Linked DNA regions of Homo sapiens: regions 2 and 3 are each linked to region 1. A link is a loop called in an ENCODE intact Hi-C map of the cell type or tissue named here. Cell type or tissue: endothelial cell of umbilical vein. All regions are shown on one strand. Region 1 overlaps POU2F2 (POU class 2 homeobox 2). Region 2 overlaps GRIK5 (glutamate ionotropic receptor kainate type subunit 5). Region 3 overlaps GRIK5 (glutamate ionotropic receptor kainate type subunit 5).

Region 1 (8,000 bases):
AAGTTGTTAAGTTTTCCTTCATCTGTTCTTTTTGCTTTCTTACTCCTTTTTTTCCTGTCTTTTTTTAAAGCTTTTTCAGTTGATTTGGGAGGGGAGTTTGGGGCTCTTCACCCCTGTCCCTGATACCCTCTCTCAGCCCCGCCCACCCGCTTCCATCTGCCCTGGCCGAGGGACAGGCCCTGCCCCAGCCGCCCCCTCCGGCTTTCCCAAAGACAACGTCCATGAGGTATTTGTGAAGAGAAAGAAGCATCCGTCCTTCCATCCGCCTTGGGGAACAAGGGCCTGGACCACCGGTGCAGGGGCTTGGCTCCGCCTCGCGGTTCCATCTTATTCTTGAAGAGTCCTCATCTTCTTTCCCTTTTATATATATATATATATATATGTTTATATATATATATAAATTTTTTTTCTAGTTTAAATTTATTGTTTGTTTGTTTCTGTTTTTTTGGTTTTCGGTTCAAAACTTTGTTGGCCTCCACAATAGCAGGAGGGCAGGGTGGCTCCCAGTGGTGTCTCTCCTCTGTCCGTCGTCAGTGGAGACGTGTCCGGGGCTGGTCAAACACAGGGTCCAGCCAAGAGTTGTGGAGGTCTTGTGGGAGTGGTGGCCACCACCGCGCCCTCTCAGATGGGGACCACAGGCTGTGGCACTGTCCCCACCACATGGACCCTGATGGGGATGCCATCTCGAGGAACCCCACCACTGGGGTGTGTGCGTGCGTGCATGTGGGGGGAGGGAGAGGCATTCGCCAGTACCAGAGGGGCACAGGGTGGGAAAAGCGAGGTGAGTTCTCTTTTTGGTTTCTGGTTAATGTCAAAGAACGTGAAGGATCCCACGGATAGGCACTGGAATATGAATTTTTTTTTTTTTCAGGGAAACAGACAGGATGGAAAAAGACAACTGAATGCCCTCAACTGAATGTCTTCATCCCCTCTTGCCTGAAATTTCCACCTTCCCATAGGCTGGGGAGGGAGTCAGTTCCAGAGCAGAGGAGGGTGACAGGGTTGAGGAGGGACTTGTGAGAGCTAGAACTTGGCAAAATGGCCTAGCCCACCCTTCAAAGGGGAAAAGAGGGAGGAACAGGGGATGAAAAGTTGTCCGCAGGCCTTCCCTTGAACTCTCCCCTGCTGGGGGGAGGGAGGAGGTTAAAGCAAGACCCCCTGCCCAGGTGGGGAGAGCTGGGGGCCAGGGGAGAAGGGGACACATGGTAGGGACACATTCTGTTGAGCACAATGCTAAAAATTCTGTACATCCTTTGGATGAAGCTACTGAATATTTGGTGTAAGGTTGTTCAGGCCCTTTCTCTTTCACCTTCTGGAAAAGAACATTTGGTGGGTGGTGCTAAGCCCCAGCCCATCTGCCCAGGCTGTGCCCTGTCTTCGCTGGCCCAGGGCTGGGGGCTGGGATTAGGAAGCTGGCATCTTCTCTTTTTCCTTCTGTAGCCCCCACGGGGGAGGCAGGGTTGGGGGTTGGTCCCACAGCCAGGGCTCGGTGGCATGAGGTCTGACCTGCTGGAGGCTTCTCCGCCCCTGGCTGGGGTTTTTATTTGGCGTCGTAGCAGTGAGGGTGAGCACGCTGAGGTCTGGCTCGCGACTGGTTTTTTGGTTTGTTTGATTTTGTGGGTTTTTTTTTTTTTTGGTTTGTTTTTGGTTTTTTTTTGTTTGTTTTTCACCTCTGGTTCCTTTGGGGCAGCTGGTTTCTGTTGTGATTATTTTTGGTTTTCTCTTTTGTTGGTTAGTTTCTTTCCTTTTTTTTTTTTTTTTTGGTTGGTTGTTTTTTTGGTCTTTCCTCCCTTGTCACTCCTGCTCTGAGGACCCTCTGCGTCCCCACCACTGGCCTCCTCGCCCTCTTCCCAGGCAAGGGACCAAGGCAGGGACCAGAGGAATGGGAGGGGAGGCATGGCTGGCCCTCACTCAGGTTTGGACCCTGCCTCGGGCCCCCCTGGACCTCCAGGGGTCTGTGCTGCCGTCTCGCTGCAAGTGGAGGAGGAGGAGGATGAGGATGAAGAGGATGAGGAGGAGAGGCCAGGAGACTTGCTGGAGATGGAGGCTGCCACAGCCGCAGCCGCTGCTGAGACCAGGCCCACACCAGGCGGGGTGCTGAGCAGGGGCAGCCCAGCATGATTCAAGAAGAGCGGCGAGGTCACCAGGCCAGGGCTCCCCGGGGCTGCACCGGCTGCCCCCAGCACCAGATTCCCGCTGCCATCAAGGCTGGTAAGGGGCAGGGTTCCACCAGAGGCCAGGGCTGGCGGGGAGAGAGAGAGGCTGGGCTAAGGGCATGCCGGGCCAGGGGAGACCTTTGCCTTCCAGCATCCTGCCCAGAGTGCCCCCCATCTCCCCATCGGTCCCACTGACCCCCATCAGCACCCCTCACACCTTCCCCAAAGGTGAGATGGGTATGAAGAGGCAAGCAATGCAGTGAGCAGGGGCAGGATGGCATGGCTGGAGCAGCAATGGCAGGGCTCGAGGCCCCAGAGGATAGGGCTGGTGACGATGGGTGTGACATGAGGCAGCACGCACCTTGGATAGTGGCCAAAGGGTTGTTGCTCATGAGGGCTGGACTCAGCCCGGAGCTCAACCCCACCATTGTGCTTCTGCAAGAGGCAAAGCAGAGGCATTAGCAGGGGCAGGGACCTGCCAACATAACTGGGGTGCCGCTCCCCACCCTAGAAGCAGCAGCGACCCTGCTTCTCCCCACAGCTTCCCACGTGCACCCACTTACCCCGTGCTGGGGTTCAGGCCTGACAAGCCGATAGCCGAGTGGCTGCCTTGAGGGCTGGGGTTTGTGCTGTTGGTGGTGGCCGGGGGTGGGGGAGTGACAGAGGGGATGGAATTGAGGGGGGGCGCAGCCCCGCCCCCGCCCCCACCCCCTCCAGCTGTCCGGCTGGGGTGGAGCGTCCCCACAGCTGAGGATAAGGTAGTAACTGCCAGAGAGAGACAGAAAGATGGGGTCTTCAGCTTCCACTCGTCCCCCACTGAGGAACCTGGGGTCAGCTCCTACTTGTCCTCCCGCCCAGCTCACGCAGCATCTCCTCAGTCAGAACAGCCTTAGACCTCCCTGCCCTCTCTTCCCAGAGTCATTTCCCTGTGCCTCTGCCATGGTGACCCCTGTCATAACAATGGAAGTCAGAGCAGGTGCTTCCTGCTGAGCCCTGGCACTCTACACTCCCTGCCCTGAACCACTTTTTTACCGACTAGAAACGGGGGTGCCCAGGAGACAAAGCCCTATGGCTCCCTCTAGGGGCTGGGGAGGGGCGAAGGGTGCCAGGCACACTGCCACATCTGAGGGATGGGCAACCTGGCAGGGGCTGAGGGCCCAGACTCAGCCAGACTGCTGGGGTAGAAACTCCTGGCTCTGTCTCATCCCAGTGGTGCCCTTGGGTGAGTGCCTTAACCTCTCTGACCTTCAGATCCCTTGTCTGGAAAATGGGGATAATAATAGACCCTATCTCATAAAATGAGTTTGAGAATTAAGTCAGTCAATGCAGTTTAGAAAGAGTTTAGTACAGTGCCAGGCAAGCACTTACTACTTTATAAATCTCCACTTACTATTTTCTAGCCTGGGGAGGGGCAACGTGTTGTTTTATGTGTATATATATTATGTGTATATATATTATGCATATATATATTATGTGTGTGTGTATATATATATATATATATATATTTTTTTTTTTTTTTTTTTTGAGATGGAATCTCACTCTGTCACCAGGCTAGAGTGCAGTGGTGTGATCTCAGTTCACTGCAACCTCCTCCTCCCGGATTCAAGTGATTCTCCTGCCTCAGCCTCCCGAGTAGCTGGGATTACAGACACACGCCACCACGCCCAGCTAATTTTTGTATTTTTAGTAGAGACAGGGCTTACCATGTTGGCCAGGCTGGTCTCGAACTCCTGACCTCAGGTGATCCACATGCCTTGGCCTCCCAAAGAGCAGGGATTATAGGCATAAGCCACCACACCCAGCGAATTTTATATTATTATTATATATATGGTGTATAACCATACATATAAACCTACCGTGTCCCAGGAAGAGGGAGGGGAACTCTGGATACAAGACTATGTATGTATGCATGTATGTGTGTATATGTACATACACATACACTCTTACATACATGTATTTATATCTTTTTATGTTTTACACATTCATAATAATTTAATAAAAACTGAGGCTTAGAAGGATAAAATAAGTGCTTGAATTCACACAGCTTAAAAATGACAGAGGCCAGGCACAAAACTCAAGTGCCTCACCTTTTACCAGGCCCATGCTTTTCTCATATGAAATCGTGAAGCAGATTAAAGCTGAGTTGCTCCTGCAGAGGAGGGGTGAGTCCTACCCTCTTCCCACTGTCTCTCCCATTCCCCCACCCACACTCCCCAGGCCCAGTCTTGAGGCCCATGGACACCCAGAGCCACTTGGGAACCTCAGGCTCCAGCCTGTGCCACATCCTCCCAGTCCCCCCTCACCATTTTCTGCCCTCCCTGACCTGTTGTGCTCAGACTGCTGGAAGCTTGGGACAACGGTAAGGTCCCCGCGCCCCCTTGGGGTGTGACCTGAGGAGAGAAGAAAGGAGGTGTGGTTAGCCACTGTCTGCCAGCAGCCCCCGTGATGCTCCCTGTAGGACCCCACTCCTCCGTCCCAGGATGGGGGCAGGGGGCTTTGGCACAATGCTGCATTTGTATTATTCCACATGCTTTCTTCACACTTGCCCTAGCTGATCCTGAGCCACAAGCAGGAAGGGCTAATTCTCCATTGAGAACACTCCCCACCTCTCTTCTGACACCGCCCCATCTGGCTAGTCTTTGCAGGGTTGTGTCCTGTCTGAAGTGACTGCACCGGAAGAGTGGCTGCTCCACATGCTCCTGATATTGTTGGTTCTGCAAAACTAAAACTCTTTTCCCTGGACAAGCAAACACCACCCTTTTACCAGTGGGGTTGGCAAGCAATGCAGGAGAGACTGTTCAAAGTGACCCAGGCAGGGAAAGAGCAGATCTAAAGTGCGAGGCTAAATGGATGCATATCTTTGCATCGGGGTGTTGAGATGTCATATTACTTGATTTTCTGGGACCATCAGCTTCCTTCTTGGCCACCCCACCTCCAGTCTCACCTTTGCATCAGCCCCAGAAACCTCACTAAATGTGACTCTCTCCTTCCCCAGCTCAAAACCACTCCTTACCTCCTCACTGCCCATGGTTCAAGTTCCAGCTCTTCACTGTAAAACTTGGGGTACATGCCCCCACTCCTTCCCCAACCTCATTCATATAAACTGCAGCACCAACCACACTAAATTGCACTGGAGTTTCTCAAATTGGGCTGGGCACACCCTGGCTTCTAGGCCTTAGTACACACTGGTCCAGGAAGGCTCTTTGCCTTCTTGTGGCTGGCTAACTCTCCCTTGTCCTTTAGAACTCAGTTCAGACAGTGCCTCCTTCACACCGATGGGGGCAGGGGCTCCTCTCTGGAGCATCACAGCTCTTCCCAGAAATGGAAATAAAAGGATGGGATAAAGGATGTCCCAGCTGTGTCTGATATCAAGTGGGCCTGTGTATAGCTGTGGACCTGAGAGTACACCCATGGGTGTGACAATTTCCCCGAACGGCAAATAAGTGCCTCTCCCTGCCTCTGTGTGGTTGTGAGCCTGTGTGTTCTAACCTGGACCACGTCCCTGGACATATATCCCTTCCTGTGTGGCTATGGCACTGTGATAACTCTGTGTCTGGCTATGTCGGTGTGTATCTAGGGGTGCTTGTATCCCCCATGTAAGACCACAGTTCCCTGGAAACCGTCCCTGTGTAACTGTGCCCATCTACGTGATGGCCTGTCTCCAAGAGTGACTCTTCTTGTCTCTGTTCTAGGCTCTGTGGACAACCAGGTAGGGTGGGCTTCACACAGGTGCCTGCGGAGCTCTGTGGTCTCCCCACCCCCCAGGCGGGCTCTTGGTACCATATGGGGGCTGTAGCTGGCCGGCTTCCCTGGGCTGGGCAGCATGGGGGCCGCACTGCAGGGGTTGATGCGTTTCTCCTTCTGGCGCCGGTTGCAGAACCAGACGCGGATCACTTCCTTCTCCATGTGCAGCTGCTCGGCGATCAGCAGGATCTCCTCTGAGGTAGGCTTCTGGTTCTGCAGGCAGAGGGCTCGTTAGCCCGAGGCCCACCGCCCGCCACCCCTCAGGTGAGGGCCACCCAGGAGAGGGGGGCCTCACCGCTAGAAAACTCTTCTCTAAGGCGAAGCGGACGTTTGTCTCGATGCTGGTCCTCTTCTTGCGTCTCCGGCCGGGCAGGCCGTCGAAACCCAGGCTGGGGCTGCTCAGCTGGTTGGGGCTGGGCAGGCTTGAGTCCACAGACATAGTCTCTGTGCGCCGGGGGAGACGTGAGCATGAGAAGGGGCCTCCCGCGGCCAGCGGCCACTGCCCGCCCCCTACGCGGGAACCCCAGCCTGGTCCCACCTGCATCGTTGAGCCACTTCTCCAGGAGGGGCTTGAGTTTGCACATGTTCTTGAAGCTCAGGTTGAGGGCCTCGAAGCGGGAAATGGTCGTCTGGCTGAAGTCGTTGCCGTAGAGCTTGCCCATGGCCAGGCCCACATCACCCTGGGCCAGTGGGGCGGGGAAGGGCCCGAAGTCAGGGTGGGGCCTTCCGGCACTGGGCCCGCTCCGCCCGCCCACTGGCCACGCCCCTCGCGGCATCTATCAACTGGCCACGCCCCCACGCCCACCGCCCAGCCTGCAAGGTGCCTCCAGACCTGCGTGAAGCCCAGCTTGATGCGGCGTTGCTTGAAGGTGCGGGCGAATTGCTCCAGCTCCTCCAGATCACTGGGCTCCTCGGGGTGGGATGGTGGCTCCAAGCATTTGGGGGGCTGCGGGTGCGAGAGGTGCGGGTCGGGCAGCGTAGGGCGGGTCACGGCCTGGTGGGGTGGGCAGGTGGGTGGGATGCAGGGCGGAGGACCAGGATGGGGCTCAGCGATGGGTGCACAGTCCCCCTCCCGCCCTCTTCGCCCCTGCGTTCCATCCGCCGCCTGCAGACTCCCCCCGCCTTCCTCCACAAGCACCGTCAATCCCTTTAAAGGTCCCTCCACATGCACTGTTAATCCCTTTAAAGGTCCGACTCTGCTGCCCTACATGGGTTTCCTCATTGCCTGGGACTCTCTGCACTGTCCCTTCACGCCTGCGAACTCCCAGAAGGAGCAGCCAGCTTTTTGTGCCAGGGCTCTTTCCCTGGAGCTGGAGGCAGTGGTTCATCCTCATCTCAACCTGGGAATCAGGGACTGGCCCTGCCACCAAATCACTGCTTAGCCCAGGCCTCACTTTCCCCCTCTGCAGGATGGGAACAATCACTGCTGTTCTGTCTACCCAGTGGGGCTGTTGAGAGAATCGGGTTAAAAATGAGTAGGTCGTGCAGACCCATGGACTGTACAATGCCAAGAGTGAACCCTAATGTCAGCTATGAACTTTGGGTAATAGTGATGTGTCAATGTAGGTTCATCACCTGTTACGCTTGTACCACTCTGGTTGGGGATGTAGATGATGCAGGAAGCTGTGCATGTGTAGGGGCAGAGATAGATGGGATATCTCTATATCTTCCACTCAGTTTTGCTGTGAATCTAAAACAGCTCTTAAGAAATTAAGTCCTAAGCAATGAGTAGATTGCAAATAAAGTAAAAGTTAAGAAAAAAAAAAAAGGACTGGGAGGGCAATTAGAGAGATTTACAAAAAAGCAACAGCTCTATCTGGGATTCTTCATTGCCCTAACAATAAAGGATATGAAGCAGGTGGTGGGTACAGGGATGTTTGTCGCTCAGGTCCTTTATCCATTATTCTCCAAAATGCTGGGGCAGATGTTTAGGAATTTTTCAGTTTTTTTTTTTTTTTTTTTTTTGAGATGGAGTTTCACCCTTGTTGCCTAGGCTGGAATGCAATGGTGCGATCTTGGCTCACCATAACCTCTGCCTCCTGGGTTCAAGTGATACTCCTGCCTCAGCCTCCCGAGTAGCTGGGATTATAGGCATACGCC
Region 2 (8,000 bases), 59 kb before region 1:
CCAGACTGCCATCTGCCAGGTTTAATGCCAACTGCACTGACTCAACTACTTCCTGCTCATCAGATCTGATCAGCATACTGTTGTCAATGTAGGGGACCAGTGTGAGGCTATGTGGACTGTAGAGTTCAAGTTCTTTGCAGCCTAAATCAGGACAGAAAGTGGGAAAGTTGATGTCACACTGAGCAAGACTGTGAAGATGTGAACCTTGCCTTCTGGTAGCCCTTGGAAATTGGTATGGAGAAAAAAGCATCTGCCAGGTTAGTAGCTCACACCAGCTGCCAAGGGCTGTGCTGACTTGCTCCAATAGAGAAACTTCATTTGGGACAGCAACTGCAATTGGAGTCACCCCTGATCACGTTGACAATAATCCAAAGTCATTCTTCCAAAATCCATCTGCCTTCTGTACAGGCCAAACAGGCCAGCTGAATGTAGATGGGATCACTACCCCTGCTTCTTCCAAGCCGTTAATGGTGACACTAATTTCCACAATTTGCACAAAGGATAGAGAATTGCTTTTGAATTACTATTCTGGGAAAGACAGGGAGTTCTAGGAGCTTCCACGTGGCTCTTTCTACCATAATGGCCCTGACTCCATGGGTCAGTGCGCCAACGTGGGATTCTGCCAGCTACCATGTGTGTCTATTCCAGTTATACAACCAAGAACTGGGAAAACACAGGGTGGGACCATGGCCCCATCAGGCCCCTTCTGAGTTAACCTGGGCTCAGATTCCACCAATCACTTGACCACATAAGTCCCACTGTGTGGTCTACCAGTCAAAGCAGGAAAAATCAAAATGATATGCCATCCATGAAAATGACAGGGAGTTGTCTAAGTAGCTAAAAGCCGATAAAAACACTCAATGCTGAGAAGGAGCCTATATAGAAACTGTTGTAGTCTTTCTGGAAAATAATTCAACAAAATATCACGAAAGCCACAAAAAGGGTATTCTTCTTCCACCCAGTTATTCTGTTCAGAGAACCAATCCTAAGAAAATAGGCTGCAATGCAGGCAAAGCTTTTGTGCATAAAGATGCTTGTTGGCCAGGTGCAACAACCCATGCCTGTAATCGTAACACTTTGGGAGGCCAAAATGGGTGAACCACTTGAGCCCAGGGACTCAAGACCAGCCTGGGCAACAAAATACAAAACAATTAGCCAGGCATGGTGGTGCACACCTGTAGTCCCAGCTACTCAGGAGGCTGAGGTGGAAGGAGCACCTGAGCCTGGGGAGGTTGAGGCTGCAGTGAGCTGTGATGGCACCACAGCACTCCAACCTAGGCAACTAAGTGAGACGCCAATCTCAAAAATAAAAAAAAGATGTTTGTTAATGATTATTTATAAGAGCACAAACAATAAAAACACCTGGAAACAACTAGTTATGAAAAATGGCTAAATAAATTATGGTACATCCACATGGAATTACTACTATGCAGCCAAGTAACATTCTGTTTAGGTTAAAACAATGATATTATATTTGGCCTTTGAGATGGGCAAAGATTTTATTTTAGAGATTGGTAACACTGACTGTTGGCAAGAGTATGGGAAATTTCACATTCTCATGCACTTTGGTAGGAATATAAATTGGCGAAGCCTTTTTGAACAGCCATTTGGCAGTATACACTTAGAAAAAATTTATACCCTTTGACCCAGCACTTTCACTTCTTGGAATGTATCCCTCAGGAACACTCCCACAAATCCACAGGCCAAGTTTATCATGACACTGGCTATGCTAGCAAAGCTGGAAGCCATCCAAATAGCCATCAATAGGGGATATGGTAAATAATTCATGCTGAGCCACACAATGGAATCCTTATATCCTCACTTGAATTTTAAGCAGGCATCTCAAATGATCCGTGACCAGAGAAAACTCTTGTTTCCCGGCCCCAGCAAACTGCTCCTCCCATGTCCTCCTTATAGTGGAAACTGGCCTCGCCATTCGCCAGCTGCCCTGGCCAAACCCCATAGTCACCCCGATTCCTCTCTTCCTCTTATGCACATCCAAGCTGGCTGCACACCTGACACAGCTGCCACTCAAACCAAGGCAACATCTTCTCTCATCCACACCCTCCAACAGCCTCCTAAATGGACCATTCAGTTTCTACTCTTGTCCCACTAAGGTGTTCCTCAAGACAGCAGCCAGTGCAATCATTTTTAAATGATTTAAAAATTAGATCCTGCTGGCCTATGCATACAATGGAATATTATTCAGCCATAAAAAGGAATGCAGGCCAGGCGCAGTGGCTCACGCCTGTAATCCCAGCACTCTGGGAGGCTGAAGCGGGTGGATCACGTGGTCAGGAGATCAAGACCATCCTGGCCAACATGGTGAAAGCCTGTCTCTACTAAAAATACAAAAATTAGCCGGGTGTGGTGGCGTGTGCCCGTAGTCCCAGTTACTCAGGAGGCTGAGGCAGGAGAACTGCTTGAACTCATGAGGTGGAGGCTGCAGTGAACCGAGATCATGCCACTGCACTCCAGCCTGGGCGAGAAAGCAAGACTCCGTCTCAAAAAAAAAAAAAAAAAAAAAACGGAATGCAGTACTGGTATATGCCATGATGTGGATGAACTTTGAAAAGTTGGAAACATCATGCAAAGTGAAAGAAGCCATACACAAAGACCGCATATTGGATGATTCCATTTATGTGAAATATTTGCAATAGGTAAACCCATGGAGACAGAAAGATGGGTGGTTGCCAGGGGTTGGGGTAGCGGGGAGGGAGTGGGGAGCGACTGCTTAATGGGTATGAGTTTTATGGGAGGTTATGAAAACGTTTTGGAGCTAGATAGCAATAGTGATTACACAACACTGTGAATGTACTAAATGCCACTGAATTGCACTCCTTAAAGTGGTTATTTTTATGTGACATAAATTTCACCTCAGTAAAAAAGAGAAAAAAAATTGATCAGGCTGGGCACGGTGGCTAATGCTTGTAATCCCAGCACTTTTGGGGGGCCAAGGGAGATGGATCATTTGAGGCAAGGAGTTCAAGACCAGCATGGAAACAAGGCAAAACGCCGTCTCTATTAAAAATATAAAAATTAGCCAGGCATGGTGGTGTGCGCCTGTAATTCCAGCTATTTGGGTGGCTGAGGCACAGGAATTGTTTGAACCCAGGAGGTGGAGGTCGCAGTGAGCCGTGGTCGTGCCACTGCACTCCAGCCTGGGCTACACAGTGAGACTCTGTCTCAAAATAAAATAAAATATCATGGCACATTCCTTGCTTAAAACCTTCCAGTGGCTCTGCAGCACGATAAAAATAACAGCCAAGGCCAGGCATGGTGGCTTACACCTGTAATCTCAGCACTTCAGGAGGTCGAGGCAGGTAGATTGCTTGAGCCGAGGAGTTCAAGACCAGCCTGGCCAACATGGCAAAACTCTGCCTCTACAAAAATACAAAAACCAGCCAGGCGTGATGGAGCGTGCCTGTAATCCCAGCTACTGGGAAAGCTGAGGTGGGAGGATTGCTTGAGCCTGGGAGGTTGAGGTTGCAGTGAGCCAAGATGGCACCACTGCATTGCACCACTGCACTCCAGCCTCGGTGACAGAGCAAGACCCTGTTTCAAAAACTAAAAAATAATAATAAAAAATAACAGCCACACTCCTTAGCAGTGACTGTGAGGCCCTGGGATGTGGGCCCTGCTCTCGGATCTCTCTGCCCCTCACTTTTTCCCCTCAACCACACTTTTCCCCTCAAGTCTTTATACATATGGGCTCTCTACTTGGAAAACACTCTTCCCCAGATCCATCCTTTCACTTGGCAATTATTTGCTGCGCACCAGCTGGGTGTCAGATGGTTCTAGGCGCTGGGGATGCAGAAGTAAGGAAAATAGTCAAACTTCTGCCCTCATAAAACCCTCCCTGGTGGCTCTTCTCAGGACTGTATTCCCCACCCCTTTTAGGTCTCTTCTCAAACGTTATCCAACCACCTTGTCTAAAACAGCATCCACGCACCAGACACTTTTATCTCCTTACCTTGCTTCACCTAACACGATATTAATATATCATACGCTGTCAGTTTCCCCCACTAGAACATCAGCAGTTGGGGCGGGGGGCGGGAAGGAGGGGACAAGGAGCACCTCTGCTCATTACATTGCTGCCCCCTAGTGGCCAGGATGCAGTGGGTGCAGAATAGTTGCTCAGTAGTTATTCAGTAAGTGAATGACTAAATGTAGCTGGTTTGTTTTTGTTTTCGTTTCGCTCTTGTTGCCCAGGCTGGAGTGCAATGGCACCATCTCGGCTCACCACAACCTCTGCCTCCCAGGTTCAAGCAATTCTCCTGCCTCAGCCCCCTGAGTAGCTGGGATTACAGGCATGCGCCACCACATCCAGCTAATTTTTTTGTATTTTCAGTAGAGATGGGGTTTCTCCATGTTGGTCAGGCTGGTCTCGAATTCCCAACCTCAGGTGATCCGCCCACCTCGGCCTCCCAAAGTGCTGGGATTATAGGCGTGAGTCACTGCGCCTGGCCTAAACGTAGCTGTTTTTAAAGATGAGGCAGATCTATGTGTACTAACGTGGGAAGATGGCCAAGTTACAAGTAAAAAAAGCAAACTACACAGCAGTAAGTATAGTAAGATATCATTTTTGCAAAAATAAAAATTTAAGAAATTTAGGCTGGGCATGGTGGCTTACGCCTTTAATCCCAGCACCTTGGGAGGCCGAGGTGAGCAGATCACCTGAGGTCAGGAGTCGAGACCAGCCTGGCCTACATGGTGAAATCCCCATCTCTACTAAACAATACAAAAAAATTAGCCTGGCATGGTGGTGGGCGCCTGTAATCCCAGCTACTTGGGAGGCTGAGGCAGAAGAATTGCTTGAACCTGGGAGGTGGAGGTTGCAGTGAGCCAAGATCGTGCCACTGCACGCCAGCCTGGGGAACAGAGCCAGACTCTGTCTCAAAAAAATTAAGAAATTTAAAGATGTACCTGTATTAATGAATTTGTAGAAAATGAGTTGGAGGAATATGGTCTCTGAGGTGTAAGAACATCATGTATATCCAGTGTTTCTGCTATTTGTACCATTTGGTATTTTATCATTTAGTATTACATATATAAACAGAAAATAAAGGAGTTCCTTCTCAAATAATTGCTTATGAAAATTTCTGATGGTATGCAAAAATGCTTTTTAATGCATATATACTTGCTATTGTTGTGCAAAATAGGATTATACTTAATACAAATATGTTTTATAACCGGAAACACAGTATAATGTAAAATTTTTTAATGAAATGGACTTTATTTATTTATTTATTTATTTTTATTTTTGAGACAGAGTCTCACTCTTGTCGCCCAGGCTGGAATGCAGTGGCGCAATCTCGGCTCACTGTAACCTTCGCCTCCCAGGTTCAAGCGATTCTCCTGCCTCAGCCTCCTGAGTAGCTGGGATTACAGGTGCACACCACTACGCCTGGCTAATTTTTTTGTACTTTTAGTAGAGATGGGGTTTCACCATGTTGGCGGGGCTGGTCTCGAACTCCTGACCTCAGGTGATCTGCTCGCCTTGGCCTCCCAAAGTGCTGGGATTACAGATGTGAGCCACTGTGCCCAGCCTATTTTTTTAAAACAGGGTCTCACTCTGTCGCCCAGGCTGGAGTGCAGTGGTGCAATCATGGCTCACTGCAGCCTCAACCTCCCAGACTCAGGTGATCCTCCCACCTCCCAGCCTCCTGAGTGGCTGGGACTACAGGCACATGCCACCACACTTGGCTAAATTTTTTCAATTTTTGTAGAGATAGGGTTTCACCATGTTGCCAAGGTTGGTCTTGAACTCCTGGGCTCAAGTGATCCTCCCACTTCGGCCTCCCAAAGTACTGGGATTACAGGCGTAAGCCACCATGCCTGGCGTGTGTGTGCGTCTTCTATCAGATGAAGAGAACTGGGGACAACATTTCTAAAGACTCCTTGATAGAATCAGTCAATTGCCCATTCAACACTAATTTACTAGAAACCTGCCATGTGTCAGGCCCTGAGCTGGGGACATAGCTAAGTAGACAAGGCTCCCATCCCCAGGGTGTGGAGGCCACAGGTGAGGTGGGTGGGTATTGTCTTGGTCATGCCAGCATCTATGACCTGTGCTGATCTCATCTGTCCCCTGTGATACCCCTCCAAGTTAGGGGGTCACCACTCCCCATTTGAGGAGACACTAAGGCTCAGAGGGGGCAGCCACCTGCCTGCAGGTCACAAAGCCAGTAAGGAGTAAGTCCAGATTTGAACCCAGGGTTAGCCGACTCCAAAACCCATTCTTCTAACTACACTCACATACAGACCGCCTCAAGAAAGGTATCTAGCAGTAGTGACCACATGTGAGCCAGGCATGTGCCAGGCTCTGTGCAAATGCGCTCTCATTTAATTGCCTTAAAACTCACTGGCTGGGTGCAGTGGCTCATGCCTGTAATCCTAGCACTTTGGGAGGCCAAGGCGGACAGCTCACTTGAGGTCAGGAGTTCGAGACCAGCCTGGCCAACATGGCGAAACCCCGTCTCCACTAAAAATACAAAAATAGCCGGGCATTGTGGTGCATTCCTATAATCCCAGCTACTTAGGAGGCTGAGGCAGGAAAATCGCTTGAACCCTGGAGGCAGAGGTTGCAGTGAGCCGAGATCACGCCACTGCACTCCAGCCTGGGCGACAGAGTGAGACTCTGCCTCAAAAAGAAAAACAAAAACAAACAAACAAAAAAACCCTCTGTGAGGGAGGTAACATTAGCCCCTTTTCAAGAGGAGTGACTGACCTTCAGAGATAAGTGGCTTTGCAGGGATCATGTGGGAGCACTGGGGACCTGAAGCTGGCTCCTTCTGGCTCCTAACCAGTGCACTGCTATAGTGGACTCCATGGTGGCTACCCAGACTCTGTTTCAGGAGTGGGGCACTCATTGCCTCAGCTGCCCAGGGTGTAGGTGGCTGATGGCTCTCAGCTCTGTCAGTAGAAGAGCGTCCCCTCACCCAAAGTCCTGACTCTCCCCAAGAGCAGCCCACGTCCAGTGACATATCAGTGGGTGCTTAAAGGCCTGGCACCCTTACCACAGGGGGAGGTCCTTGACGGCCAGCTCAGCTCCAGAGCTGCCTGTGGGACAGCTAAGGCCCAGTTGTGACTGCAGCGCAGCTCAACTCCTCTGCCCAAGCCTGCTTCCTTCCCTCCTGCACAGGGCAGGTTTCCAGGGGCACGCCATCACACCTCCTGCCTCTACATCTCCATCTCAGAGTCAGCTTCCTGGGACCCTGACCTAAGATCTTCTTTGCCCTTGAAGGCTAAGCTTTATCCTGAGGGCCTCAGGGGCTTCAGTTAAAGCATACAAGTGACAGATCAGACTCACACTGTAGAAAGGTTCTATTGGAGGACAAGCTGGGGAGTGGAGAGACTAGAAGCCAGGAGGCCAGTAAGGAGGCTGATGAGAGGGGTGGGACCTGAATTCACACCATGGCAGTGATGGCAGGGAGAAGGCCAATGTCAGCCATGGCCACTGGGTGGAAAAAATGGGTCATAATTCAAGACAGGCCAAGGAGACCTGTGCCTGGCCCAGGGGTGACTGGCAGGATGGTGGTGCCCCAGGCTGTCTTCCATCTGGAAGTCACTCACCAGCTCTGGGCCACCCTGATGGGGTGCCCACCTTGGCTCTCCTGGTCACTAGCCATGGGCCTGGACATGAAACCTTGATGCCTCACTGTACATTTGAGAAAACGGGGCTAATACCAGTCCCTCTCTCACTGGGTGGCCATGAGGAGTCAAGGATGGAGACAAGTCAGAAAGCTCAGACAAGGGCCTGGCACAGCGTGCCACTCCATCAGTGTACTCCGAGCTTCCCAAGTTCCCAGCTGGAGGGCTGGAAAGGGCACGGGCCTTAAGTCAGACACACCTGGCTGCAGCCCTGTGCACTGGGGACTCCAGATCTCACACTGGGCAGTGATCCTCAGGCCATGAAGGACTGCTATGAAAATTATGTTAAGTAACACTTGAAAAGTTCCTCGCACATGGTGTGAAATCAACAAATGACAGCTGCTGCT
Region 3 (8,000 bases), 94 kb before region 1:
AAACATAGAGTGAAACACACATAGGGCACACACCTTACACACCCATCACACCACAAGAGACTCATAATCACAGCCACAAAGTGCTGTGCGGACTAACACCGACACTCAGAAAATCGCAGACTCACACATCACACACTCTACCACACCTGACCTCCCACCATCTCACATAGAAACCCACATCGTGCAACCCATAAACCAACACACACCTGCACTCAGCACCATCACACACGCACAGGCCTCACACTGCCTCCAGACACACTACATCAGCCTTTGTGGACATCGTTGCATGATCCCACGATGTCGCACACATCCTCACACACACTGCTCCCCAGTGTGTTTGGGCATGAGCAACGGCCCACAGTGCAAAGTTGCCAATGCTAACTGTGAATGACAGACAAAAAGGTGCACACACTTACACATAGCACAATAATTCAAACACAAGTCACGCGACACCCACACACCTCCCACACATACACACATCACGTTATTGCAGCACTATCGCAGACATCTTTGTTGCACCTCCAAACACACCCCAACGCCCTCACCCACATGACACACAGAGCTCGTCACAGTATATGTACACACACAGATGCACAGCCGGCACCCACACCCCAGGCCTGCTGCCGACACACAACACCCCATCAGCCACCCCACTGGAGCCCAAGAAGTTGAGGCCTCCCCACTCACTCCAACACCACTTTGTTCTATGAGGAACACCCCAGACTCTCCCTGGGGATGGTAGAAGGGGAAGAGAGAGAGAGAGAGACAGAGAGCATTTGACCTTGTAGTTTTCTCAGAATGTGGGTATCCTCTCCACCTATGGGATAGGAGATGTGGGGGACGCAGGCAAGGGACAGGGAGTGAGCTTGGTGTATGAGGGTGGGTGGGTGAAGGTCGAGGACCTGGTGCAGGGAAATGTGTGAAAGGCTGAAGGCCAGAGAGAGGCACAGAAACACAGAGATTCAGAGCCACAGCATATGGACAGAGACAAGGCCAGAGAGTGAATGGAGGCTTTCCCCAGTGCCCAGAGCCCCATCCCAATCCTGTCCTCTGACCCGTCCCCATCTTTCTCGCTGTCCTTTGTTGCCATGGTAACAGGGAGCTGCTTCTGCAGCAAAGGAGGTTGGGCCTGCAGACTGGGCTGTTGCCATGGAGACTGGGAAAGGGGGAGGAGCCACATCTTTTAACCCAGATGCCTCACCCCCAGACGCCCCCTCCCCAACTCTGCCCTCTTCCTAGGGGAGGGAGAGCCTATCAACATATCCTCCTTTCCTTCTCTTGACACCTTGGCCTAGAGGCATGGGCCTGGACCATGGAGAATGGGACTGGGGAGATGGGGAAGCCTGGGGAGGTGGGGGAGGCCTGGATTCCAGGAGATTCTAGGCTCTGTCTGCTCTTGCTCTCCAGCTGGGCCGGGGGAGGCCTTGAGCCCTTCCCATCCCACCTCAGACACAAGCTCACGTCCCCCCTCATGCACTCTCTCCTCAGGCACGAGCCTGATGAGACTGATGACTGTGCATCGTGCTCCTGGTGAGGCTCTGCAGAAGTAGGGGGGGCGGTGAGAAGGAAAGACCTGGGAAGGTCACAGGGATAAAGGGGAATAGGGGAGCTAGATGTGAGAGGCGGAAGGAGAGACACAGAGGGAGAAACAGGCAGCCCAGAACCAGAGAGAGGCGGATACAAACAGATTGAAAAAGACAGACAGAGATTGGCAGATGCAGAGATGAGAACACGGAGACAGAGCAACGGAAGAGTTCAGTGAAGGTGACAGAGACAGAGAGACGTAGACAGCCAGGCAGAGACAGGCTTGGTAAACCAGGGAGACTCAGAGATAAAGGCCAGGGGGAGACTGAGCAGAAACCTGGTAGGGGACCGGGGACTCAGAAATGGGGGAGACCCCAGAGGGAATTGGCCTCGAGGCATTGGGACAGAGAAGGGGGAGAAACCAGAAATGTCTGTAATCATGTTCTAGTCACCTCGACAAAGAGTCCGACCCAAGGGCAGAGACATTGATTGGAGTGTGTAAGAGACGTGGAGATAGAGATGCGAGACAACAGAGAGAGGCTGGTGCCTGCCCCCACACCTGTCCGAGGGGCACGCAACCAGGGTCTGAGACGCAGAAGGGGACGGGTGGCGACGGGGGGCGCTGTGTGCGGGGAGGGGTCTCCCAGGGTGTGGCCGGCCTGCCAGGACTGCGCTGGGCAGGCGGGCCCTGGAGGGAAGTCGGGCGCTCTGGGCTCAGGCTGGCCAACTGGGTGCTGAACGGACAGCTCCCAAGCCCCGGGCCGCCGCCCAGGAACGGGCGCAGCCTCGCTCTCTCTGGGACCTTTCCAGTCAGGCTTTCCTTTCCGTTCCAGTCCCCTCCAGGTTCCATTTAGTTTTTTATGGCTTCCTGTCTCTCACCCCAACTCCGGGTGTATCTTACCCTCCCGCTTCACCTCTGGTCTCAGCCCTCTATTCTTTCTCCAGTCTTCTCTCACCTCACCCAGCCTCTCTCCCTGTCTCGCCGGCTCTGTGTCCTCTAGCTCTCTCTCCCCATCCCCCTCCCGCCCACTCTGCCCCCTTCGTTGTCTCTCCCCATCTCTGTCTCTCGCCATCCCTCCATCTCTCCCTTTCTGCTCGGCCTCGTTTTGGCTCTTGCTGTGTGACCTTCACTCGTCCTTCCTCAGCTGCAGTTTCCACAGAAACCTCCGGCGGGGCAGGGAGGGCGGGGACAGAAGGCGGACCCACCTTTCTCCTGCGCCATCAGCCCTTCAGCCTCTCCCACCCCTGCCCGCCCACCCACCCCCCAGTCTACTGGGATTCCTCACTTCCTCTCTTGGGGGTTGGGGAGGTACATTTTCAACAGAAACACGGGATCACAGCCACAGACAGTTGAAGATGGCCTCGCAGATGCGTGCACACACGATCACAACGTCACTGAATCACCCCGGCCCAGGCACACACTCGCCACCCCAGGCACGGCCACACTCAACAGCTCACTGGCCCTCCCCTCCCCCAGCCCCATCTGTTTTCTGTCTTTCTGTGTCTCCGCTTCCGGTGTCTCCGCGTCTCCAGATCCCTGCATCTCTCCATCTGTCTCAGGGTCTCTGTCGCAGCCTCCCTCTGTCCTGAGAGAAGGTCAGTGGAGAGGGGCCAGCTGCTGGGACCCGGGCTGGCCTGCAGCCTGTAGGCAGGGCTGAGGGTGGAGAGAGCATGGAAGTAACCATCGAGGCTCACTCTGATTCTCAGCAGGTGCCCCGGGGACCCAAGCCTCCAAAGCCCTCACACCCCCAGGAAATGAGAGACGGTATCCCCAGTTCTGGGGTTTTGTTCTTTTTTTTATTCCAACAGGGGCTGCGATGTGGCAAGGGGAGGGATGGGGGCCCAACTGACCCCCTCCCTGGGGGAGGTCTCATAGAAATTCCGAGGTTTCTCCCCCCAAAAAAGAGAGGAAGAGAAGAGTGGAGGGGCACCAGGGGACACCCATCTGTCCAGAGGCCCTCCCCACCTCCAGAAGCGTGGGGGGCTGCGTCAAGTCTTGGGGAGCCTGAGCAGTCCCAGAATGGGGTCCTCTCCGCTGACTGCTTTCCGCTTCCCAGAGCCGCCCCCGAAGTCCCCAGCCCCTGGAGTCCTCGGTTCCTGCGCCCTTCTCGCCCGCGGCACCCTCTCGCGAGTCCACTGGGGGGCGCAGGCGGGCTCCAGAGCCAGGCCTCGGACTTCGCGGGGAACCAAAGGCAAAATCGCGGCGTCCGGGGCGCCGGCGCACAAGTCCTGTCCCGCGCCCGCTGCGGGAGCGGAGACTGCTGGGGCCTGGGGCGGGCCCCGTCCCTTCGGTCAGTCCGGGCGCCCGCACAGCCCCGCCCGTGGTCACTCGTGCTCCGCCAGCTCCCGGGGGCCGGCGGGGCCAGGCCGCGGCCGGGGCGGGCTGGTGGCTTCGGCGGGGACGCCCAGGCCACGCGGAGGCGCGCCGGCCCCCGAGGCCCGCAGCGCCTGGATGCGCCGGCACTCCTGGCAGACGCGCACGTGGGTGCAGGGGGTGGGGGCGGCGGGTCGGGCTCCGCTGGGGGGCCCCGGGTCGTCCAGGAGGCGCTGCGGGCCCCCGTGCGCGCTGCCCGCATCCCCGCCCGCGCCGGCCGAGTAGAGCTTGCCGTTGCTGAGGCGCATCTCGCGGACCGCGCGCAGTGACAGCAGGGCCCGGCTCGGGCCGCCCGGGCGTCGGCGCCGGCGGGAACGCGACGTCTTGCGGCAAGAAACGGCGTGGCGCAGCTCCTGCAGCATCTCCTGGCACACCGACACCTGGGGGTGGCGCGGGCGGTCACCGTCCCGGCGCAGTCCGCCTCCCGCCTCCCCCAGCCCCTCTCCACATCCCACTCCTCCTCCTCCTTTCCTCGCCCGGGTCTTTCTTCCTTCTGCCCTCGCTTCCCTTCCCACTTCTCTTCCCTTTATCTCCCCCGTGTTTTCTGCCTCCCCTCTCCACCTCTCCCCACTTATCTTCAATGTCTCCATTCTACTCTGCGTTTGTTCCTGAATCTGCCCTTCACCTTCCACCTAAGCTCCTCTCTTTCCTCTGGTCTTTTCACTGTCTCTAAATTTTCTCCAGTTCTTCCTTCCTGATTTCCCATCTTCTGCCCCTCATCCATGCGTTCATTATTGCAAGGCATATTTACCTGTGGCCTGCTGTGTGCCCGGCACTGTTCTGAGCACTGGGGATATGGCAGAGAAGGAAACAGACAGAAGTCCCAGCCCTCGTGGAGGTTATGCTCAAGTGTGCAGAGACAGAAGATAACAGACATGTATGTAGTGTGTTAGGCGTGGTGAGTGCTTTGGAAAGAAAGAAAATCGGGAAGAGGCCTAAGGTGTATGGGTAGGGAGTGACGATGAATTCTGAGACAGGACAGTCAAGGAAGACCTCACTGAGAGAAGGATCCTTAAATAAAGACAGGGTGAGCCACTGGAGACCTGGGAAGCCAGCCTGCTGGACAGATAACCGGGCAGGGCCGAAATGCCCAGGTGGGAGTGACTTGGCACGTCTGAGGCACTGCAAGCAGGTCAGCATGGCTGGAGGGGGGCGTGCACAGGGAAGACAGAAAAATGAGGTCAAAGGAGCAGTGGCGGCCAGCTCTGGTAAGGCCCATAAACCACTGGAAGGATTTTTGGCTTTCATTCTGAAAATCAGAATGAGAGTCAGACGGGAATCACTGGGGAGCTTTAGGTAGAGGAGTGCTGTGTTTTCATAGGATCACTCTGTGTTGAGAACAGATTGTAGGGAGGCCAAGGCAAGAGCAGGGAGCTCATGGAGGAAGCTATGACAATAACCCGGGCAGGAGATAGGGATGGCTGGACCAGAGCGACCTGAGAAAGGTCTGGATTCTGGATATATTCTGAAGGTGGAGCCAATAGGATCTGCTAAGAGATCAGATACGGGGCATGGAAGAGAGAGAATAGTGAAAGAAAGCTCCAATATTTTGGCCCGAGCAACTGGAAGGACCAAATTGCCTCACAGGTGGGCAGAAGCCCAATGTTGGACACATCGCATCACGTGCACACCTATCAGATATCCAAGTGGAGATACCAAGTGTGGAGCTGAAGTTGCAGACCTTGGCTTCAGGGGAGACACATATTTGTGGGTTAAGGCAGGCAGCCTTCAAGATCCCACCTCCCGCGTCCACGCCCCTGTGTAATCCCCTCTGACACTGTGTCAGAGCTGGTCTGTGTGACCAACAGAATAAGTTTCAGCCATTGCACATTCTGCTTCCGCCTTGCTCTCTCTGATCACTCGCCCTGGGGGATCTCAGCTGCCATGGTGTGAGGACACTCAAGCAGTCCTTGGAGAGGTCCTTGTCTGAGGAACTGAGGCCTCCTGCCAACTGCCATGTGAGTGTATTCATCATGTTTTTTATTTTCTGTGTCTTAGGATGTTTTGACACTTTAAACATCTTGCAGGCTGGGGAGAGACTACCCCTCCCAGAACTAGCCAAGCCTTAGAGATAGCAGAGGGCTCAGCTGCCTTTCATGTGCAAACCAACCAATCTATACCCCCAACCTCCCCCTTTACCTAACTCTCACATACCAAGCCAATATTCTTCCTGACCTAAATCAACCCGGGGCCAGGTACCAGATAAGTAGGGACAGCCCCTATAGCCCAGAGTCCACTGACATTATCCAAACTGGTGAATCGTAAGCTGTTTCCCCTTCTCCTGGGAAATGTTAAAGAATAAAAATCATTTTTCTTTCTGTTTCTTTTTGAGACAGTCTCACTCTGTCACCCAGGCTGGAGGGCAGTGGTGCAATCTCGGCTCACTGCAACCTCCACCTCCCAGATTCAAGTAATTCTCCTGTCTCAGCCTCCTGAGTAGTTGGGACTACAGGTGTCCACCACCATATCTGGCTAATTTTTGTGTTTTCAGTAGAGACAGGGTTTCACCATGTTGGCCATGCTGGTCTTGAACTCCTGGCCTCATGTGATCTGCCCTCCTCAGCCTCCCAAAGTGCTTGGATTACAGGCGTGAGCCACCACACCTGGGCAAAAATCATCTTTCAATGAAATTGGTCTCCATGTTGTCACTTGGCCACCTCCAGAAACTAAAATCCCATGGGGACATTTGGGACAGTGAGCCATCTTAGAACGGAACCCTCCACCCTTTGTTGAGCCTTCAGACCACAGCAGTCTGGCCAAAAAACATGACTATGACCTCATCAGAGACCCATGGCAGCCAGAAACATCCAGCTAAGCTGCTCCGAGGCTCTGGACCCACAGAAACTGTGAACCAATGGAAGCTGGCTTTTTAAAAGCTGTTAAGGTCATTTGTTATGATAGCAATAGATAACTAACACAAGAATCACCAGCACATAGTGGGTCTTAAGAGCCATTTGGCTGGTGGGATCATTCAAGTAGTGGAGAAAGACCGAGAAGAGAAGCAGTCTAAGGACTGAGCCCTGGAGCCCCACAACAAACAGAGCCTGGGGAGAAAGAGAAACCCAACGAGGGAGCCTGGGAAGGAGTGACCGGAGAAGTGGGAGAAGGGGAAGAAGGGGCTTTGAGGATTGAGAGTGACTGGCTGTGCCGAAGCCCACTGCTACCTCATATACATGAGGCCTGAGACCGGGAATTTCAGACATGGAAGTTGCTGGTGACAAGAGTGGCTTCAGTGGAGTGGCAGGGACCGATGCCAGACTGGAGTGGGGGGCAAGAGGAAATGGGAGGAAAGAAGAAACTGGAAGCATCAGGGAGACCCCCCACTGCTGCCAAGGCTGTAAAGAGAAGGGAAGAAAGTGGGCGGTGGCTGGGAGGGAAAGTGAGGTCAGGAGAGGGTTTAAGACTGGAGAAATGACAGCATATTTGTACGTTGGTGGCCTGAATCCAATAAAGAGAGGACAACTGATGCTGCAGGAGGAAAGGACAGACTTGCCGGAGGGATGTCCTTGAGAAGGCAACCTGGACACGGGTGGAGGGCACCTTTACTAGCAGCATGGACGGCTCCTTCAGAGGAGTCCTTGGGCCAAGTGCAGAACACTGGCAGGCAGCTGGATGCAGAGCTGGGGTCTGGGGAGTAGATGTAAGGTCAGCCGCTGGATGTGAGGAGGGGGAGGAAGGGCTGGAGGCTGACAGAGAGAGGGGAAGCAGGGAACCAGCAGTCCAGGGGTGCAAGAGCACGAATGGGTCTGGAAATGCAGGGGTGTGGCTGGGCGGCCCCCAGGGACATGGAAGCAGCCCTCCTGAACACAGTGTGGGACCAGTCCAGGGCTGTGTCCTCTTCTGGTTCCCTCTGTCACCCAGGCTGGAGTGCAGTGGTGCAATCTCAGCTTACTGCAATCTCCACCTCCCGGGTTCAAGCGATCCTCCCATCTCAGCCTCCCGAGTAGCTGGGATTACAGGTGTGCACCACCATGCCCGGCTAATTTTTGTATTTTTAGTAGAGATGGGGTTTCACCATGTTGGCCAGGCTGATCTTGAACTCCTGACCTCAGGTGATCCGCCAGCCTCGGCCTCCCAAAGTGCTGGGATTACAGGTGTGAGC

Evidence for each region. Hi-C counts contacts between places; a loop is a spot of excess contacts. Peaks named below come from ENCODE experiments on the same cell type or tissue, not always from the same donor. Only the 100,000 strongest peaks of a DNase experiment are listed, where the experiment ranks them.
Region 2: a loop joins it to region 1, with 10 times the contacts of the local background. A loop is called at or near these places in 3 of 110 quality-filtered maps.
Region 3: it touches region 1 in a loop (16-fold over the local background); 9 of 110 quality-filtered maps call a loop at or near these places.

Annotation. Positions count from the first base shown.
Region 1 is chr19:42,089,350-42,097,349 of GRCh38, forward strand. POU2F2 (POU class 2 homeobox 2) reads right to left here. Exons shown (of 15, transcript NM_001394376.1): 8 at 6,733-6,894; 9 at 6,439-6,580; 10 at 6,196-6,344; 11 at 5,937-6,113; 12 at 4,480-4,546; 13 at 2,720-2,921; 14 at 2,518-2,591; 15 at 1-2,242. The coding sequence ends at 1,908. Among named protein-coding and RNA genes, the nearest start is that of ZNF574, 17 kb to the left of the region's middle. In endothelial cell of umbilical vein, a CTCF peak has its summit at 3,245 (motif pointing left); DNase peaks (open chromatin) are centred at 2,542 and 3,132; H3K27ac peaks cover 310 bases.
Region 2 is chr19:42,030,812-42,038,811 of GRCh38, forward strand. All of the region lies in intron 12 of GRIK5 (glutamate ionotropic receptor kainate type subunit 5), which reads right to left. Among named protein-coding and RNA genes, the nearest start is that of GRIK5, 35 kb to the right of the region's middle. RefSeq lists enhancers at 1,171-1,943, 3,946-4,240, 3,986-4,280, 4,211-4,260, 4,478-4,977. In endothelial cell of umbilical vein, a CTCF peak has its summit at 4,113 (motif pointing left); no DNase peak of the experiment used is centred here.
Region 3 is chr19:41,995,022-42,003,021 of GRCh38, forward strand. GRIK5 (glutamate ionotropic receptor kainate type subunit 5) reads right to left here. Exons shown (of 20, transcript NM_002088.5): 20 at 3,303-4,278. The coding sequence ends at 3,850. Among named protein-coding and RNA genes, the nearest start is that of ATP1A3, 4.8 kb to the left of the region's middle. RefSeq lists a silencer at 2,230-2,289. In endothelial cell of umbilical vein, a CTCF peak has its summit at 3,665 (motif pointing right); no DNase peak of the experiment used is centred here; H3K27me3 peaks cover 2,984 bases.